Linked DNA regions of Homo sapiens: region 2 is linked to region 1. The links are chromatin loops, found by intact Hi-C in ENCODE. Cell type or tissue: prostate gland. All regions are shown on one strand.

Evidence for each region. Peaks named below come from ENCODE experiments on the same cell type or tissue, not always from the same donor. Only the 100,000 strongest peaks of a DNase experiment are listed, where the experiment ranks them.
Region 2: a loop joins it to region 1, with 4 times the contacts of the local background. A loop is called at or near these places in 2 of 110 quality-filtered maps.

Annotation. Positions count from the first base shown.
Region 1 is chr18:36,578,531-36,586,530 of GRCh38, forward strand. The region is part of intron 6 of FHOD3 (formin homology 2 domain containing 3); the gene reads left to right. Among named protein-coding and RNA genes, the nearest start is that of TPGS2, 250 kb to the right of the region's middle. RefSeq lists a silencer at 5,108-5,157. In prostate gland, no CTCF peak of the experiment used is centred here; no DNase peak of the experiment used is centred here; H3K27ac peaks cover 3,457 bases.
Region 2 is chr18:36,690,888-36,698,887 of GRCh38, forward strand. FHOD3 (formin homology 2 domain containing 3) reads left to right here. Exons shown (of 29, transcript NM_001281740.3): 17 at 2,322-2,536. Among named protein-coding and RNA genes, the nearest start is that of TPGS2, 130 kb to the right of the region's middle. In prostate gland, no CTCF peak of the experiment used is centred here; a DNase peak (open chromatin) is centred at 3,244; H3K4me3 peaks cover 1,904 bases; H3K27ac peaks cover 2,558 bases.

The DNA of each region.
Region 1 (8,000 bases):
GTGTTCACTGCCCACCCCCACTAGAGTGAGCCTTTCCAGGCTGCTGTTCACAGTGCTGTGCTCTGCTGGGGAGTCCATCCCCTGGCCCTACCCCTGGAGTCACCTGCCTCCCAAGGATTCTGCTGTCCTTTGGGAGCACTCAGCCCTGGTTTGATTTGGGGAGGAGTATGGTTCTAGTTTTAGGCTGTATCTCCTTCTCAGGCTTCTCAGAATCCTGGTGATTGTGTCCTTGTGTGGTTGGAAGGGCTTTTTCTCTGTGGCTGGCACTGGCATGCGAATCCCCATGGGGTCCCATATCCGTGGGTGACCCTCACATCTTGCCCTCAGGTTTTCTTTTTCTAGTACTTATTGATGAGAGAATTTTTCCCCATTTCAGATTAGAAACAGCTATGCTTTCCCTCAGAAGATTGAAAATCTTTAAAAAAAAATGTTTGGCTTTGTTTTCTATGGAAAATGGAAGTGACTCTGTTTTGAAACTGATGTAGGTGACCTTGGACACTGAGTGAAATGCTGGGCTTTCTAGGTTGCATCAGCCAGACCGAGGGAAGATTTATATCTCATATCCTGTTTCAGTTTTTTCTCCTTTTTCCTTGCTTGTGCTGGGAAGCCTCCCTAACTTTCATGTTCATTTGGAACCTGCTCCCTCCCCAAGGCACTCTGAATGGTCTCAAGGACATAAAAGCTAGGGAGATGGGAAGAGATTTTGCAAGAAAGATTGACTTTTTGTACATGACACAGCTGAATTAAGATATCTTTATGGTTTTATGATGGCCATGATAAAACACCAACAACTTGCCCTATTTCTAAAAGGAAATAAAACCTAACATGCTTACAATAGAAAAACTGACAGTCTGTTAGCTCATCACCAGACAGAGAATAGAGTGAGGGCAAGGTTAGGGAAGGTGGGATGGGTATGGGGAAGAATCACTGTGAGCAGGGAGAGATTACATAGAGAATGCTGTGGTCTGAATGTGCCTCCCTAAATTTTTGTGGTGTAAACGTGATCCCCAATGCAACAGTGTCAAGAGGTGTTTAGGTCATGAAAGCTCTGCTGTCATGAATGGATTAATGCCATTATAAGAAGGATTTGTGGAAGGAGTGCATTTGCTCTCTTTTGATTCTCTGCCATGTGAGGGCACAACCTTCCTGCCCTCCAGAAGATACAGCAACAGGCACCATCTTGGATGCAGAGAGACTGGGCCCTCACAGTCAGTGCCTTGATCTGGGACTTCCCAGCCTCCAGAACTGTGAGAAATAAATTTCTGTTCTTCATAAATTACCCAGTCTCAGGTATTTCTCTTTATAGCAGCAAAAATAGACTAAGAGAGGAAAGGCACAAAGAAAAGAAGAGGGAGAGATAGAAAAGAGGGAGGAGAAGGACCACGGAGGAGGAAAAGAAGAAGAGCAGCAGAGAAAAAAAAAAACAGAAATAACAGAAATGCATGCCATGGCTCAGAGTCTCTGATGTGGCAACAGCATCATATTGATATTACTTTGGAATCATTCTGTAAGGAAAATAAACAATCAGGAAAGAATAAACACACAGGAAAATCTTTATTGCATTTCTAAATAACATGGAAAAATTATAAAATTAAAAAGTTTCAAAAATACATTTGTAGGAATTGTGCTTTCCCAGCCTCCCCATCCTACACGGTGCACTCGGTGTGTGCTTCCTCAGTGGTGGTTCAGGACTCTGGGCTGCCTCTTCAGGGCCTCTGTCTAAGGTGGCACACTCGCCTCCTCCCTAGCCATTTGGGCCGTCAGCACTGGATCTGTGTGGATTTCTGTCTTCATCTTTTATTTTCCCAAAGGCAGGTCTAGAATAGTCTCTGGCTCCTGTGTTCTGCACTGTGCTGGTCATAATGAGGACAAGAGAGTGGAGCCAAGAGTCAGCCTGTGCCTTGGAGTTCACTGTGTTGTTGGAAAGGAGAATTCTGGGGAACAGTGATGCCACAGCCCATCCCACTAACTGTGATGTCACATGAAGGTCTCCTGCCCCCCTGCAGGGTGTGCTCTGTTCTAGGCGAGTTGCTGAAAGTTAACAAAGGCAGTAGCTGCCAAGTTTATTTCCAGTCTACATAGTTCTAATGAGATCACCTCTTATTTACAAAACCAATAGAGTGTCTGCTGATACTCTTCCCTCACCCCCATCTGAATAATGAGAAATTGAAAAGAACAACAGATACATCAACCCAAGACCCTTAGATTTTGAGAAGGAGGCCTCAGTCTCCTCCTTAAACATACAGTTTGGTCAATACAGCTGCAATGGGTTTTCCCCAATTCAAATTAAGAAATCAGCAAAGCCAGGGGCCCTAGCATTTCCTTTTGACAAAGAGTCAGATTTATCTTAACCTGGAAAGGTTACCTTGACATCCAGTTGCCTTTGCCTTATACAGTCACAGAGTTGATAAAGGAAGTACTGGAGCAGAAACATCTTGTCACTGTGTTTTCATAATTCATCATTTTTCTTCCATGAAAGGCAACAAGATGTGATTTTGCAGCCTGCCAGAGGCTCATTATGCAATGCATATTTGCAGATATTTGAGACTCATAGCCAGGGGAGAAAATAATGCATTCGTAGCCAAATAATGACTTTTTAAAAGAAAGAAAAAAGTGTTTTCAATAAAGTGTTTCTTTCTATTTACAAGAGCCAATCTTTAAACTCTCCAGTCAGAGGTAAGAGGCAGATGCCAGGCCCATGACTTATCACAGGATGTGGATTTTTTTCTCTTCATACATCTGGAATTCTAATTAATTGGAGTAAGATGATTCAGTCTATACAGCATGGCCCTTTGTCACCCAGCACAGAGAGTCTGTCTCTTTATCTCTATGGATCCTCTTTTGGCCCAAGGGGAAGGCCTCAGGGCCCTGAGCCTGGCAAACTCTCACCTCCTTGCTGCCTCTTAGGGGTGCCTCAGGGCGCTGGCATGGAAGCTTCCCTGTCTGCATTGCTCTCCAGGTTAGCTTGCCTTGCTCTGTCTAAGTTCCCATCAGCCCCATTGGATCTCATCCTTCCATCTGTGCCCCATATTGCTGATCACAGGTCTCCAGACTTCCTTTCTACTTGTGTGAGGGTGTGCAGGCCTCCCTACTCCTATGTAGGCCTATCTGGAGGAGCCCTGGCCAAGGCCCTCCTTGCACGCACGTACACACACATACATACATGCTCGTGCTCATGCGCTCTCTCTTTCTCTGTCATATACATTAGAGAACCTATGAGCCCACCCGCCAGCCACCCCACCCCCAACACTGGGGACATTGCTGAAAGTTTGTTTAGGACTGCAAAATGAAGAAAAAATAAGTAACGTGGTGTGTAGAATGGAGTGGTGGAGGAGGGGAAATTGACAGGGATGGGAAAGCTGGGTGGGAAGGGTTAGCTCAGTATCACAGCTGTGAGGTGAGAGTAGCAGTGGAAACAGAATAATGAAAAAATAGAGACATTTTGAGGACTAGCCTTCTAGGAGGAGATTTCTGGATATAGGAAAATAAAAGGAATCAAAGGTTGGGGGTCACAGTTTGACTCTGCAGCTAGAAATATGGCAGTGCCAATGGCAGTAGAAGAGTTGGACATTGGGGTTTGTTGGCAAGAAAACTTTGGACACACTGGTTTGGAGATGAAGGAAATATTCCCAAAGAGAGCTAAGTGCCATGGAGCCTGGTGCTCCATGTGCCCCAGGAGACACTGGCTGATGGGCAAGGAGAGGAGATTCGGTGAGCCCTCTGGTCTTGGAGCCACTGGCATGTCACTGTTGTGTGATCTGCTCAGATGACCCAAATATGGGGGTGAGAGCTGAAGACCTTTGTAAGTTACGTAATGTAAATAATAGAATCCTAGCCTTGAAGAGATGGCAATGTCATGTTAAAGGTGTTCCTGACATCATCAGTCCCATTCCTCATACTTCTAGATGCAGAGGGATCATCAAATCATTTGCCTAGGTTGCCCAGGAATACTGTTGCATGCTGGAATTGGTGGAAAGCCTTCCTTTTTCGGACATGCATTACCTGTCATTAACCAAATGCTTGTGCATTGTTTTGTTGAACAAGACACTCTGACTTGCTGTGGAAGCAAAGTATTTACAGGCAGTTACCATGTGAACCCTGTCCAAGCTAAACTTGATGGCTGCTACAGATAGTACTTGGGGATATAATTTTCAGCTCCTCATCATACTGGTTACCAACTCTTCTGTTCATGTAGTACAAAGAATAGTAATATGGTAGCTGGGATGCGATGTCATTCTTCCACAAATCCCACCTCTGATATATTACATCTTTTAGCAGCAGCCTTGGCTGTTGCCTCCGTTTGAACCGGTAATCCACTAAGCCTTCCGGATTTTTGTCACACATTTTTATCTGCCAGTTTCTTCCATTCTGCGTGTCTGCGATTGATTGATTCACGTTTAAATTCAGGGCCTTGCATTTTTCCCCCATTGATTGTGGGCCAGAGTTCCAGCCTCAAGATAATTAAGAATTCTGTTCTGCTTCTTTCTCTTATTAACTGTTAGTGCTAATTTTATTTAACAAAAAATGAATAAGCAGATCTTCCATGCCATTGATGAAAATGTCTAGTGGGACAGAGACAAGGAATGCATAAACCAGTGCAGCCTGCAGGTTGACACTGATCAGTCAAGGCATTTTAGGGTCATTGTACAATTAGTGGGAAGCCGTTGAACTCTGACCATCCAGCTGTGTTTCTTCATTGGGGTCACAAGGCCTTCCTGGAATCACGATATGCTGCATCTGACAGTCAGTGCCAGAGCTTTGGGGTCACACACGCCTGCACCATCCTTGGGGTGGGTTGCTTTTTCATCTACAAAATGGGAGTGATAATAGTGAAGAAGACGTAAAACACTAAGCAACAGGAGATGCCCAGTATGGTTTCCTGCCCCTGCCCTAGGAGTACAGGGTTTTATTCTTTTCCCTTCTCCTCCCCCACCTTGTTGACCTTCCCTGTGGCTTAAGGCTTTTGTCTCAAAGAGGAGAAGCCTCTGGCTGGGGTTTCCCCTCCTTTTCACAGTGCTGGCTGCTCCCTTCCTCCTTTAGGGTTGTTGCTGTTCTGCCTGCTGTGTGGCTGTGCACCGCTAGGCCTGCACTACTGGGAAAGTTTCTTAGGTCCCAGCCCTGCCCCCAGCTTCTTTGTGAGTGCCATGGAGAGCAGCCTACTGGTGGCTGCCAAATCCCTTTGTGTCTGCAGTTCCAAGGGGTTTATGCTCTCATGGTAGCCCACAGTTGACATTTGACAATTTGCTAAAACTATTATCTGAGGTTTTATTGTTTAATTATTATTATTATTATTATTACTATTATTATTATTTTGAGACGGAGTCTCACTCTGTCACCCAGGCTGGAGTATAGTGACACAGTCTCGGCTCACTGCAGCCTCAACAGCCCAGGCTCAAGCAATCCTCCTACCTCAGCCTCCTGAGTAGCTGGGACCACAGGGAACACACCACCACACCCAGCTAATTTTCTGTGTTTTGAATGGAGATGGGGTTTCACCATGTTGCCCAGTCTGGTCTCAAACTCCTGAGCTTAGGTGATTCTCCCACCTTGGCCTCCCAAAGTGCTAAGAATACAGGCGTGAGCCAGCATGCCCAGCCTGAGTTTTTCCTGCTGCTTTGTATAAATGGCTTCATTTTCCTCCCCTACCCTGCCTCAGATGATAGTCCATTGCTGGCCTCTCACCCTTTCTGGGTGGATAGAACACTCTCCCTCCCTAGATTTCAGGCTACTTGGTTTTCCTGCAACCCCAGGTATATGATGGGCTCAAGAAAAGTTATGGCGTGAAAGATTGTTTGTCTCTCTCTTATTATTAGGTTGGGAGTGACACTCGACATCTTTCCAGCTGGAAGCCAGAAGTCCAATTGTTAATATTATAAAAACACTGTAAATATACTGCAATAGCATGAGATGTACTCAGCCAGCAAATTCTATATGGTCCAGGCAAAGGGAGTTGCTAGAACATTATAGTTAGTTCCTTGAATTGCACTATTGTCTTAAATCCATCCTTGATATTGGATGTTGTGTTTATAATTCCCACATTAATTGAATTGAAATATATTTCATTAATAGAAATTCAATTAAGACTAATTTTTTTATAATTCAGTTAATGATTACAGATTAAAGAAAAAATATGGCAACTGGGCATGGTGGCCTGTAGTCCCAGCTATCGGGAGGCTGAGACAGGAAGATCCCTGGATCCCAGTTCATGATCAGCTTGAATAACACATAGACCCCTTCTCAAAAAACTAAAATAGCTAAAGTTTACTGGTATAATATGGAAATCTTGATAGTAAAAAATAACTTTTTAAAACATTTACTGAATTTTTTTGTGATTACAAAAATAACATACTCTCTTTGTATAAAACTTTAGAAATACAAAAAAAGTAAAATAAAAATTACCTAGAAACACTACCACATAAAGATCATCATTTTTTGGTACCTTTTCTTCTGATTTTTTAAATTTTTCTTACAAAATTAACTCTGAGTATATTATAAGCATTTCCTTTGTTACTACAAAATTTTTAAACTACAATATTTAATGCCTACATAATATACAGTCATATGAATGTACTATTATTCATTCGACTTTTCTCATCTTGTTAATCGAATTGTTTCCAATGCTGTGCTGTGTTTAAAGAGCTTTGTTTCTAATGGCATAAAAATATGTTTAGTGAATGAGGTTGTGTTTGAATTTTTGCATGTTTATCAACATTATATTCGATGAGATTTCTAAAATTCCATGGGTTTTAATGGCATAGTCATGTAATATTTGTGTTGGAGTCATTGTGGGTATAAAGTGCCAGCTTCTTCATTAGGGCTGTTGCTCTTCTACCGGCCACTTGGCTGTGCATACCCAGAACACTCATTCTCACTGATTTGATATGTTAGAGTCCCCCATGTGAGAATAATCTCAGTAGGAAAAAAAAGGGAAAAAGCAAGTTTTACTAGTTATTGTTTTAGGAAGACCTCAGAGTGAGAGAGAAGTGATTCAGGCCAGGCCTCAAAGAGGGCAGCAGGCTGAGGGGGCCCCACTGTCCAGACAGGTCTCCAGACACAGGGCTAAACAGCAGTTTCTTCCATTCACTCTGAGATGATCATCTTCAGGGAGCTGATTGTGGTTCCTCAATTCTTAAGAGGCTTGCTGATAAACCAGAATTTTAACTTACAAAGACATTATTTTTGTGAACGCAAGAAGCAGAAACTAAGGGTGCACCTTTGACTCTTCTGCCCCTGTAGCCCAGGGCAACCAGATGAGTTTTAGCAGTTGGAGGAAGAGTAGAAGTGGGTGGCTCTAATCTGGAAGAACATTTAGGGAAATGCAGAAACACCAAAGTAGGCAGCATGCTGTTCCTTCCAGAGAGATGTTCTGCCCTTTTCTAGGAGAGTTGGATGAGCAAGAGTACCAGAAGCAGCACAGGCTTCTGGGAGCCTGCAGGGTTCTGCCACTCTCTACTCTAGCCCCCATCTGCCAGCCCTTCTCCCCCTACTCCAAAGAGATGTGAGCTGCCTGCCACACTCTTCTAACAGCACATTTGCCAAACCTGGGTTTTAGCTGTTCATTTTCATGTTTCCAGGGCTGGTTATTTACTTAAGAGAGTTCTTTCACCTTTATTGTTACTCAGAAGATAATATTTGTCACATTTTCCCAAGGCTTAAGTTTTTGCACCAGAGTGAAAGATGGGAACCTCCATAGTATAGTGGAAAGAATCAGATTGACCTGGGTTTTTCTTTAACTTCTTCCAGAAATGGGCTATGCGACAAGTTACATAGCCTCCTTAGAATGTGAAGTTTTGTATTTGAAAATGGGAATGCTGCCAACTGGAAAAGTACCCAATCTTGTTGATTTCCCTCAACCACGAATTTCATTCTGCATATACTATCAAGATGCTCCTTCGGGCAATATCTTAGTGCAGGGATTTTGGTATTCCTTAGTAAACAATAAAAGATGTGCATGTTACTTTTTTTTTTTTTTGAGACAGAGTCTCACTCTGTCGCCCAGG
Region 2 (8,000 bases), 110 kb after region 1:
CCATGAAGCAACAACTCACCATCCCTCTACCTCTGCTTCTACCATTTTTGTCTAACACATAAACATCATGTTTTGGGACAATTCAGATTAAACCTCTAACTCTTCCCATGTCTTACAGATCTTCAGTGATGGCATCTGTGAGGCCAAAGGGTACACAGGAATAGCATTTGAGTCAAATATATACAGGCTCTGGGATGAGTGGCCCCTGGAGTCTCCCAGAAAGTGGGTTAAACCCTTTGGCTCCCCACAAATTCCTGCCCACCTGGCTGCCCACAGAGAGGCATGCAGAAGGCCAGGACCAGGAATGAGCCAGCAAAAATGAATGCAGCAAGTGGGATGTCCTCCTGGCTGGAAGCCTTTCATTGAGGGCTTCATCACCACCACCCACTCCAGACTCATTTGATTTCTTGCAGTGGGATTCTGACCTCCTGAATTCCTGGACCTGTCCAGATTCTCTTATTTGCACTCATTTCTTGCCTGCCCCTTTATCCTGTGGCAGCAGTGTGGGAATGCCTGTGCTCACAACTCCTGGACTTAGGGCATTTCTGGCCTTGAACTTGCCACCATCCCATTTAACACATACCTGCTGGAGGCCCTGCCTCTTACCCTTAAAATTGTTTTCTTTCAAGGTTCTTGTTACTTCCACAGCCAAGTGGCTTTTTCTTGCTGGCCCGAATTAAGGCCACAAACACATTCCTTTTGTTGCCTCTCTTACCCCTCAAGAGGTGGTGCTCTTGGCCAAGCCTGAAGTGTTTGTGTCTACATATACATGCACTACACACCTTTTATCAGAGATTCACCATGAATGCAAGCTCATTCCCCACAAAAATGAAATGGGATGCATTTGCTCCCTCAGCATCCTGGGCTGCAGGTGGACCTCTGCAGGTGGGGTGCCACTCTGCAGGCTTCTCCCTGCATGCTCTGCCTGCTTCCCATCAGCCTGCAAATGCAAGGCACCGAGGGAAAGAACAGAGGATGGTAATCTTCCTGTTCATGAAAATCCTATTATTTGCTTTTTGAAAACAGACATACACATGTGAACAGATGACTAAATATGCCAGGCAGTAAATGTAAAATGCCATCTGAGTTGAAGGGACTACATATCCGACATGAGTTCAGAGGCAAGGCCAAGATCACTTCCAGCTGTGGTGGTCAAGGCAGCCTTCCTGGAGGGAGATGTGCATGCAAGTGTGGTCCGAAGGGTGGACTGCCTTTGGGCTGGCAGGGAAAAGGGGTGAGGATTACAGATCGAGAAACCACACCCACCTTGAGGATGGGATGCAAAAAATGCATGCTTTTTAAATGCATTGTTTTAAAATATTTTAATTATGTGCTCTGCCTTTCTTATCTGGGTAAATGAGGAACACCATGTCTAATGCCCATTGTGAGGAACTGAAGCAGTGAATTGGATAGATGCAAAGTGAGCGTCTTGAGTAAGCTGTTCCAAAGTTTAGTGGTAGGTAAGATAGTAAGAAACCTGTTACAGCTGAATGCATAAATTTATTTCTGAAAAAATAATGGTGAGTAAAATTAGCAGACATCTGGAAGAGGCACACATTTCAAAGTTATTTTGGTCTGATCTATAAAGCGCACTATGAGGAATATGATTGGTAGCTGGTCTTAATAAACAGTTAGTGGGTTCTGCCTGCCTGAAATGCAAAACAGATGTATCTTTGTTCTTTTAAACTGACTTTGATGAATAAACTCTATGTGACGTCAGGTTCAAGCTATTGGATGTCTGATTCCTACTCAGAAATATTTTAGAATATAAAAAAAGTTTCCATGGTCAGCACTGAGAGAACAAAGTGAATTCCAGTTACATTGCTGTTAGTATTGAAGCAGGTTCAGAAATTCAGAGAGGCAGGCCTTCATCCAAGCAACCCCCTTTGGTATATGGGGGGCATTTTTTTTCTCTCTGCCACACCAAGGCACCCACCCATTTCACAGCTGTGAGCTCCGAGGGGGTTTGGTTTTCAGCCATCACTCTTGAGGCTTTTTGGTGGTGGTTATTGCTGTTTTGCTTATTTACAAATGTTCCCTAAAAGAGCAAGATAGGATTCTGCAGCAGTGATCCAGTATCTAGGGACTGTGTGATGCTGCCATTTCCCCCAATTTGCTTGGTTATGAGTGACGTGGGATTTTTAATCATTAGCATCTTGGCTTTGCTGGGTGTTTTTGGCAGGCTGACTCTCCAGCCAGCCCTGCACTGTGCTGTGTGCATCAGGAAACCGGCTCATTCTGCAGGTGTTTCATCCATAAACAAGCATCAGCCACAGGCTCCTCTTTCGTTTGACGGAAACCCTTTGGAATTTAACTTTCAGATACAAATACTTGGAACAGTTGGCAGCTGAGGAGCACGAGAAGGAGCTGAGAAGCCGGAGTGTGAGCCGGGGCAGAGCCGACCTCTCCTTGGACCTGACCTCGCCAGCAGCCCCAGCCTGCCTGGCTCCTCTGAGCCATAGCCCCTCATCTTCAGACTCTCAAGAGGCTCTCACGGTGTCTGCCTCCTCCCCAGGAACCCCTCACCATCCCCAAGGTGAGTACAGGGAGAGTAGAGGGAAAATGAACAGGTTAACATCAGACAGGCTTCCTCAGGGCAGTAGTGATGATTTCAACCTGCAGGCTAATACTGAGACAGCAACTATGGGTACACTTTGTTGGGGGAGGGGGGTTGTGACTGCAACTGCCTGGTCACTAACAAACTAGACGTCTTCAGAGCCACTTATATTAAAGCAAAATGATTCATCAAAGTTGTCAATGTATGGCCATGGAAAAAGGAGAATATGGAAAATAAGCTTTACTTTAACATTTAATCCTAAATACTGGAATATTCATTTAATACTTTATCATTTTGAGATGTGGGTCTGCCCAATCAAGTGACCAACATTCGAATGTTCTTACCCGAGGAACTGTTAGTCTGGTTTAAATTAAACTGAAGGAGAATAAAATTAATTACAGCAAGCAAAGAAAAATGTGGACCTAGTGAAAATAGAAGGTAAATATGGAAGAAGGAAAATAATTCAAATTGTAAAAATTACTGGCACATGGTTGGATGTGGGTGTGTGTGTGTACGTCCTTATGTACAGACAGGCAAGCTCTCCTGGGAGATATTCTGTCTTCTTCACTTTATTTGGAGAGGCGCGATGATATTGTACACTGCAGCCTTGAGCATCAGCTGTTTTCCTGCCTGCTCTGCATACTGTGGGTCCGTTTTCTTTCACATTAACACAGGGATGGTTCTCAGCAGCGTTTACACAGTGTGTGTTGACTAACCCTCCTGCTAGCACTGTTTGCTTTAGTCAAGTGTTATGGCTTACAGCCTGATGTAGACTTAGCCAATTGAAGACAGCAGAGGCATTAAGCTTTTAATTCTAGGAGGGTTGACTAAATATGGCATAAAGTTTAATTTAAACAAGGCCGGACTCCATGACCTTAGCAGAACTGGATATAATGGAACGATATTGTCTGTCCAATTCTTTGCTGGCTCTCCAAACCTTGGCTCATTCTGCTGGAGCGGGCCGGCTCCTCCACAGCTTCCCGTGACATCCCGTTACTCCCGATCCCTGAGCCATGGAAGATTGTCCCAGGCAGATGGCTCAGTCATGGATGAGTAATGTCGGTCTTAAAATATTGAGACTCTGAAAGTCAAGAAAAGAGACTGTTCTATAACAGCCGTGTGCTTTCCAAACCCTGCCTTATATCATTGCTATTATCTACGTTGTGGTATTTCCAGAGGCAATATGAGAGATATCCTCCTGCAGAGTTGTGGTTCAGCACTTTATCCTGGGACGTTTAACTAAAAGTTGTATCTCCCGTCCTTTACAGAATGATTGTCTAAACTGTGAAGTACAGAACAGCTCCGAGCTGAGAGGGAATTGACAGTGTCTGTAAATGTCATTTGTCCTCAAATTTTTAATCTCCTTGATGTTTGTGGCAAAAGACAATTTCTCTCCTTGATGTTTGTGGCAAAAGATAATTTCTTACGTATTTGATTGAATTACAGTTTAACTCGAGACCATTCTAGCCACTGCAAAAGAATATTTCAGCTTCAGTAAGAATACAGAAAATAGTCATTTCATGTATACGTGGGTGTGTGTGTGTGTGTGTGTGCGTGTGTGTGTGTAGTATGCATTTGGGGAAGATATGTCAGTATGCTTTCAAAAGAATATTTGCAGCTGGGCACAGTGGCTCTTGCGTGTAATCCCAGCACTTTGGGAGGCCGAGGTGGGTGGATCACCTGAGGTCGGGAGTTCAAGACCGGCCTGACCAACGTGGAGAAAACCGGTCTCTGCTAAAAAAAAAAAATACAAAAAAATTAGCCGGGCGTGGTGGCGCATGCCTGTAATCTCAGCTACTTAGGAGGCTGAGGGAGGAGAATCGAACCCAGGAGGCGGAGGTTGCAGTGAGCCAAGATTGTGCCATTGCACTCCAGCCTGGGTGACAGAGTGAGACACCGTCTCAAAAATAAAAAAAAAAAAAAAGAATATTTGCAAGTGTTATTTTCTCTTCAGAGAAGGGATTAATAGAGACTGAGAGAATGTTTGACCAAAATTACACAATAAATGATACCTGCTTCTGAAAGAGGAATACTGGGCTTGAATCTGCATATAACCAAGAATTCTAGCATCATTTGATGTTGTTTGCTTTTTTCCTGGAAAAAAGTCAAAAGTACTGGCTCCTGTGAGATCTAGAAGAGCTGTCCATTGTATGTTAAGTAATCAGGATCCAAATCAGCAAGAGCAAACAGTCTTCCTTGTCCTGATATGTAATTGATTTATAAAATTGGACATCGCAAGTGTATGAAAAGATGGTGGTCTCAGAAAGAACCGCAGAGGTTTCCTTCTGCTTTGTAGACATTGGCCTTTATGACAGAAATGCAAAGTTGGTGTCACCAAGTTTTTCTCAGCCTACTTTATTCTTTGAAGCATTCTGTTAGCATCCAATTAATAGTATATTCTTTTTACCAAGTCCCATTTTCAAATGTTCAAAAGTAACCTTTTGCTTATCCCTAGCATTTCCAGTATCCTGACATCTGGAGGAAGAATTAAAAATATAATCACACATCCAGATGTTGGTCCTGCACCAAACACCTGGCATGTCCAAACGTGCCAGGGATTGCCTTGCTTTTTCACTCTTTATCCTTGTGGGAACATGCAATCATAATACGCTTCACATTTTTGTAGTGCTGTGCCCCTTTTTCCCAAACGTATCTGGGTAGGTAGGGGAGATGTTATTATCCATGTTTTACTGAGGCCCAGATAGATGGAAAGCTGTGCTTCAGACCATCTTGGCACAGTGCTGGGAGTGTAATTAGTGTTCTGATGCCCATCTCAGCCATTTGTCATGGAGTCATGGCTCTACCATGTTTGCATTGCTATTCATATTAATGCCACACCATCCCTTTGCTAACCCTCTCACCAACATCTGCAAAAATTGCAGCCTACATTTCAGAATTATATTTACAAGAAAAGGAAAAACTAATATTTGTTATTGAATTTTCTGTGCCTCAGGAGTACAGGTCCCTTTATGGGTTCTTTCTTTTATAACTCCTGTTTCAGATTCTGAAGAACTTTTGAAAGAAGAAGATAGGAAAACATTAAAAACTCCTTTTCCTTTTGTCTTACAAAACGTACTTTTTAAAAGGGAAAGGCTAATGATAAATACTGATAGCATGATATGCCATCTAGTGAGATCTCTCAGCCAAAAGCTTCCCCAGGTTAATCTGCTATAACTTTTGTATGAATGATGCCCCTAATCCCCACCACCAAGTCAATACATGCTTGAATTAATTTTCCATCTGACCCTCTTGTGGGCTTAGCAGATGTATGTCCCCATACTGCCTAGACTTGGTGATGATGGTCTAAGTACTTTCCTTCTTTCTAAAAGTACCAGCCCAAGGGAGGGAAAGAAAGACATACACACGCTCCTGTTTGCACTGTGTTGGAATTAATGGAGTCAGCCAGCCCAAAGTTTGGGCAAACATGGAAAGGCATCTCTTCATTCATTGCTTTGATATCTTTTCCTTATTTTCACTGATCCCTGGGGGTAGACATCAGAATATCTACTTAGTAAGTTTATTTCCTATTATTTTTAGAAACTCATAGATGATTCTGAAAGCACCTAAGTGATTCTCTTTGTCAGAAAAGGTACAGTGTTCTTATTAGGATAGAGTTCTTCAACATAATTCTTGAGAAAGTTTCTCTGAGGATGAAAACTAATAATAATAATCTGTGTACCCATAAGTAAAGTCAAGATAGCCAGATAACCTCTTATCACAATTTATGTCAGATCCAGGTAACCTATTTCATGGAAACAGAATAGAGAGAAACTACTCACCTGAAAACCATATGTTGATGGTGGTCCCTGGAGGGCATCCCGGGGTTAAGCTGCCTTCTCTAGAGAGCTAGAACTATGTTCCCTCCTTGCTCCCTCTTGTAAACGAGTCCCTCCTGAGGCCAGGTGGAGATAAATGGCATTTCCCAGTGGAAGGAAGCAGCTGTCAAGAATTTAGAAGTGGCTTTCACCCACTAACCTAGCCATGAAAGCAAAATTATGTCTACAGTATTTTATTATGAGCTTGATACTCTCCATATTGCACACAGAAATAATACATCACAGATACATTTGAAAATGATGCCACACTATATTATTTTTATTTATGTCAAGGAAAAATACGTTTGACAGTGATTTTTTTCTCTACCTGTAATTGGATTCCAGGGTATTTCCAAATGTCTGATTGTTTGGCCCTGGGGATATATACGGCCTATATGGCCATGGCCTACTCACCAGCAGACATTATTGACAAAGGTTAATGATACTTCCTGTCACAGATGCAGGCATTTAAAGTATGGGTAAATATGGCGATTCCTGTAGCCTCCTGATCCTCAAACCTGGAAATAAAATTTAGACATAGAGTATCATGAAATGTTTAGTTTGTCTAAATGATTTTTCCTGTGGGCATCCATTTGTCCTTTTGGCTGTCATCATTGTTAGCGTTGACTGTCTTTGTCATCTTCGTTGTGGAAGATGTTCTGAGTCTCCTTCAGGTGTAGGGACTCTCTGAGGTTATCTAATCCACACAGCAGAAATCAGAAACATCTGGTATCCTATTTCCAACTGGCACGGTAGCAATGGAATATTGTCCATCATCAGCCTAACACTGCATGCTAGTTCTCTTGCATAAACCTTTTGGATGCCTCCAGTTCAGTGTTTCATGAATTGGCAGGAAACTAGATTCCTTGTGGTTCTATGACTCAGGGCTGCCTCCCTCCCTGCCTCACCTGACTGCTGCTACTTGATACCATTTTGTCAATTGGACAAAATCTTTCAGCAACTCTACCCAAGGCTGAGGTCCTACCTGCTACACCTGCTGTGGGCAGCCTTTGCAAATCATCGAGTTTTTCTGCCTTGCCATTTCTCAGTCTCTAAAAATTTCCCTTTTTCTCCTCATAGAAATGACAGTTGTCTGAAGTGTGTCTTCTTGCATCATATTTGGAAACATTAATTGGGATTGAGTCCTTCTGAAGTAGACAAAGTATATACCTTAAGTAAAGATAGGCATAGAATGGCACTGGAAAAGTTGGTAAAGAAGAGCATTATTTCTAAGGCAAGAGAATAGCTTGAACCCAGGAGTTCAAGGCTGCAGTGAGCTATGGTCTCGCCACAGCACTACAGCCTGGGTAACAGAGCAAGACCCCAACTCCAAAAAAAAGAGAAGGGGAGGTGGACATTACCTGATCAAAATTATTATTTCCTAGGCAGCTATTAGGTGTCAAGAGCTATGAAGGAACTGAAACATTACCCTATTTGTAAGCTAATGTGCTGCCTTGCCACAATTCCGTGGATGCTGGCAGAAGACACAAAATTCCTGGGTCAGAGACAAAGGACTTCATTACTTCTAGTGATAGCAATAGCCAGAATATCAACATTTGTGCCATTTCCCCAAGCCTCAGTTCCCACAGGGTGATGTGAATAGGGCCCAGTAAAACATGCAGGCACAT